Linked DNA regions of Homo sapiens: region 1 is linked to region 2. The links are chromatin loops, found by intact Hi-C in ENCODE. Cell type or tissue: mammary epithelial cell. All regions are shown on one strand.

Region 1 (2,500 bases), 52 kb after region 2:
CCAAACAGTATTTGGCAATAAAAAGGATTGAATTACCCACATGCTACAAGACGGATGCAACTCATAACCACTACACTAAGGGAAAGAAGCCAGATAAGAAAGACATAGTGTATGATTTCTCTTATGTGAAATGTCTAGAAAGGCAATTTCACAGAGACAGAAAGTGGAACATTCATTGCCTGGGGCACAGAACAGGAATGAGACTGCAAACAAGCATGAGGGCATCTTTCAAGATGGTGGAAATGCTCTAAAACTGAATTGTGGTGATGACTGTACAACTTTATAAATTTACTAAGATCACTGAATTGTGTACTCACAGTGGGTGAATTTTATGGTATGTGGATTCCATTTCAATAATGCTATTTTTTAAAAATGCTATCCTAGGGAGGTAGTCATCAGACAAAACCAAAGGTAGTATGGCTCAGTGGCGAAGCGTATAGGCTTCACGAGCAGACTCCAGATCAAATCTAAGCTCTACTTCATCCATCCACCCATCCATCATCTACTCACCCACCTACCATTCACCCACACATCCATCCATCTGCCCAACCACCCACCCATCCATCCATCCATCCATCCATCCATCCACCCACCCGCCCACCCATCCATCCATTAATCCATCCACTCATTCATTCATCCATCTACTTATCCATCCAACCATTCACCTACCCTCTCAACTATCCACCCACCCAACTATCCACCCACCCACCCATCCATCCTTCACCCACCTCATCATCCATTCATCACCCATCTACCATCCATACTTCCATCACTCACTCATCGATCTATTCACCCTTCCATCCAATCATCCCATGAAGATCTACTATGACGTGCCAAGCACTATGTTAAGTACTAAGGATAACCATGGTGAACAAAGCAGACAAGCCCCGGTGCTCATGAAACTTACAGTCTATTACTTGCACCAGTTTCCTTGTCTGCAAATCAGGATAAGAATAACTACTGTCAAAGGCTTGCTGTGACTATTTCATGAGATAATATATAAAACACTTAGCTCAGTTCCTGGCTAAACAGCAGCTCTGATTGTTTTCACCTACCAAGTTCTGTAAAGGAGTAGTCCAGGGAGGTAGAACTCAGGAGGGCTCCCCACATCCGAGCCCAAGCCCCACCAGCCAGCGGCAAGCAGAGACAGCAGGCAGAGCCTCCTGCTTCCCGTCTGGCAGAGTCAGCCACTCCAGCGCTGTCCTCACCCTCTCTGCTTGTCAAGGAAGGGACGTTACCTGGGCAACACTTGCCATCGCTCTGGCAACTGTCAGCAGAGGCAAGCACATATGCCAGGGTTCTCAGGCCAGGGAAAGCAGAGCCTGTTGCTCCTCCACGGGAGACAAGTCGTCAGCAGGAATGTGCCCCTTGCCAGGAGAGGAGTGACTCAGAATGCACTGGAAGCACGTCGCGCCAGGCAGGGGCTGCTGCTCTGCTGCTCTGCTGCTGCCGCAGCCTCTGGGGCTCGCGCGCGTACACACCCAAGCACGCATGCTCCCCACCACCTGTCGTGAAGAGAGGACGCTGCACGGGCGCGCCCATGGCACTGCAGAGTGGAGGAGGACCCCACAGGGAAATATGAGCCAGGGAGGACCCAGCCCGGCTTTGAAAACTTTTTCCAGTGCAGGTCCTACAGCGGAGCTGCCTAGTCCAGAAGCTACCAGCCCCAGGTGGCTACGCACACTGAACTTCATTAAAATGAAATACAACTACAAATCCAGCATCTTGATCACATCGTAACATTACAGTTACTCGGTAGCCAGCTGTGTCTAGTGGTGACTATAGTGGTGCAGACAGAGAACATTTTCATCATCGCAGAATGCTCCGTCGGGCAGTGCTATCCGAAAGTCTTGGTGTCCCTGTCATCACGTCCCCACGGGCCCAGGAGCATGCATGTTTGCCTCTACCCATCGATGCTGAGGTCTAGTATGTGTGTGGCACTGCGTTCGGCCCGAGGAAAGGGCCCTTGCCTACCTCCTCCCATGGGAGACCCCCCTCTCCAAGCCCCCATCTCACTGGGACCCTGCCTTGGAATTTTCTTAAAAGGTCTACCAAGGTGCAATGTCCCCACTTGTGCCTTGCACACCCGGGGACAATGGCTGGCTGGTTATCTTCCCTGGCTTCCCTGATTCAAGACTCACTATGGCTGCAGATGCTAAGTGTGTAGGAAATAATTTGCTATCTCCAGCAAGCCATGGCTTCCGGGAGGACTGGACACTTGGGAGGCAGCATTTTTGGCCTTCTTGAGTCCTCCAGAATAGCTTCCCTTCAATCCGGTGAGCATCAGAGACTGTCACATTACCTTCATATATAATGCAGGCCTCATAACTGTCCCATGGGTGTTACCCCCAAACTGCCCTTTTGGCCGCCAAGTCTTCAACATCAACCTAAAACCCGCTCATAACCTCTCAGCTCCCTGCTGGTGCACTCCCCACAGAGACACCCTGGGTCAAACACAGCCCCCTGGCCTTATTCCCCATGCCTGCTAGCCCACACAATC
Region 2 (2,500 bases):
GCCGGGAGGAAGGGGGAGTCAGTGTGTAATGGATGCTGAGTTTCAGTTTCGGAAGATAAGAACGTTCTGGAGATGAACGGTGGTGATGGTTGTGTTACAACATGAATGTCTTCAGTGTGACTGAACGGTGTGCTTACAGATGCACACTTTTATATGATGTGTATTTTACTGCCAAAAACAAAAAAGCCCCCTCCCCTGCTCCCCTCGGGAGTCTGCTGACAGTTGATCCTTTGAATTCCTGGCACCGCTGGAACCACGTAGAAACTTCTAGGCAGCCTTCGCACATGTATGGGGTAGGGGACGTGACGAAGCCCAGCCACCTCTGCCAAGCCCGCTGTGAGCTCGGAAGGGTGTTTTGGGAGACTGCCTGCGCCCCAGGAATCCAAGAATTGGCAAATCCTGCTTCCTCTTGGGTTATGTGTTGGGCGGTCTTTTGTTCTGGTGCATGGGCGATGGGGGCCCAAGGGCAGGGGTCCCCGGTCACCGGGGCTGGGGGGAGGCCTCGACACCCCATTGGCTTTCCTCCAACTTCACACAATGGCAAATGCCCTTGGCGGTGGAGAAAGCAGCCTCATCAAGGGGCCGGCTTCCAAGCCATGCATCTCCATGGCAACAACACACTTCCATCCAGCGGCTGCCTGCTTCCTTCCTTGTGTATATTTTTTCCGCTCCATCATGAACAGCTCTGGCATACAAATGCAATCTCTCGGGCTGGGAAGCCGCCAGCTCCCTGCGCTTTCTTGCACCGAATCCTCACATTGTAGGGTGGGGGCGGGGGCGGGGGGGCGCAGCTGAGCGTTGCTATGGTGAAGCTGTGACATCAGAGGAGAACCCGAGAGGTGACCGAGAGCGCGAGAGAGGTGGTGCAGGCTGGCAGGGGCAGGCATGTTCCTAGATGCGCAGGGCCCTGAGAGGCCTGGGGTGGCCGGCGAGGAGTGGCGAGGGAGTGCATGAGGCAAAGGGCCTAAAAATAAGCCCTTTTCAAGAAGCTCCCAGGGGCAGCGCCTCAATTTGTCATCGCTGCACAAACATCTCTGCTGAGTTCAGTGTGGACAGCCAAACCAGCCACCCAGCAGAGAGGAGAATCACCACCGGCGTCATTTCCGAGCAGCGACTGTGCCGGCCCGCCGGGCGCCGTGCATCTACTGTTGCATGCGATCGCTGCGGTAACCTCGAGAGGCCAATGCGAGGCTCCCGGACGAGGGGCTGAAGCTGGCAGAGGCAAGTTACCAGCCCAAGGTCAACAAGCTAGCTCCCAGCAGAGCTGCGACTGGAAGCCCAGTTTGAGTGTGGGAGCACCAGTGACCAGTAAATGGAGCTGGTTTTCTCAGCAAGTGGAGTCGGCGAGGCTGCTGGCCACTAGGGTGCAGCATCTGCCCTGGGGGAGGAAGAGTCTGTGGCCCTTTACTCCTGGAAGAAGCCATGTGTGCCTGGCCAAGGAAGGGCTTGGAAACAGAAGGCCTGTGGGACCCCAGGCACGCCACCGAACCTCTGTGGGCCTCTGTTTCAACAGAGGTGTAATTCAGCAACAAGGATGCAGTACAGATAAAAAAGGATAGTGCATATGAAGTGCCGGATACAGTGCCGGGCACAAAGAAAGTTATCATGGATGCAGCTATTGGTTTGGTGACCTCAGACCCCTCATGATAGTGGGAACAATCCCCCTGACCGCGACACCTCCTTGTAAGGATTAAACAAGCTGGTGGACCTGCAGTGCCTTCCAGAATCCCTGGTCCCGTTGGGCACTCAATTTCTTGTAGGAACATAACCATGGCAATGAACTGTGTGACCTTAGGCAGTAACGGCCCAGGCTTTAGCTGCCTTGGGTATAAAATGGGGCAATGACATGTGTCGTCTTCTCACTGTGCTGTGAGAGCTGAGTGCAACTGGGAAAGCCAAGTGCTTGGCTTGGAGCCTCAGATAAGAAATGAGTAAGTGACAGTCACGGTCACCATCACCACCACCACCACCACCACCTTCATGATCAGCACTGTGTTAGCCGGGAAACTCCGGGGCTGGCCCCAGGGGATGGGGGACGGCTGTTTTACTAGTCAGGCATGGCAAGCCCAGGGACCCCTGGAAGTCACCCCACTGGGGTCCCACTGCGTACCATGCTGGCGAACAGCTCCCCGTCATCGTCGCAGGCCACCCCTCCGGGGCTGTAGAGCTGGAACCAGCCATCTTTGCCGGCCCGCACGCTCAGCAGGCATGAGTGGACCTGCCAGACAAGGGAAGACACAAGTGTGAGCTGCATGCAGCCCCGGTGACAAGGGCGACCATGATCTGCACACATGAATGGGAAAGGCTCAGGCAAGTCCTGCAGTCAAGAAACCCGCTTAACTTTGTTTCCTCCAGCAACCCCCAGCCTTCCACCAAATGCCATGAAAGGTCTTTCGGGAAATACCGTGGCCCCCACACCCCAGGGGACTCTGGCTACTGGCTGTCAGCTGCACAGGAGGGAGGGCAGGCCCCGGCTTGATTGGCTGATCTGAATGAAGCG

The links. Hi-C counts contacts between places; a loop is a spot of excess contacts. Peaks named below come from ENCODE experiments on the same cell type or tissue, not always from the same donor. Only the 100,000 strongest peaks of a DNase experiment are listed, where the experiment ranks them.
Region 1: it touches region 2 in a loop (2.2-fold over the local background); 7 of 110 quality-filtered maps call a loop at or near these places.

The regions. Positions count from the first base shown.
Region 1 is chr16:81,644,337-81,646,836 of GRCh38, reverse strand. All of the region lies in intron 3 of CMIP (c-Maf inducing protein), which reads right to left. All of the region lies in intron 1 of LOC105371362 (a long non-coding RNA gene), which reads left to right. Among named protein-coding and RNA genes, the nearest start is that of MIR6504, 34 kb to the right of the region's middle. RefSeq lists a silencer at 1,119-1,413 and an enhancer at 1,390-2,096. In mammary epithelial cell, no CTCF peak of the experiment used is centred here; DNase peaks (open chromatin) are centred at 86 and 1,306; H3K27ac peaks cover 1,798 bases.
Region 2 is chr16:81,696,278-81,698,777 of GRCh38, reverse strand. It overlaps CMIP (c-Maf inducing protein), which reads right to left. Exons shown (of 21, transcript NM_198390.3): 14 at 2,111-2,218. Among named protein-coding and RNA genes, the nearest start is that of PLCG2, 82 kb to the left of the region's middle. In mammary epithelial cell, a CTCF peak has its summit at 1,348 (motif pointing right); no DNase peak of the experiment used is centred here; H3K27ac peaks cover 574 bases.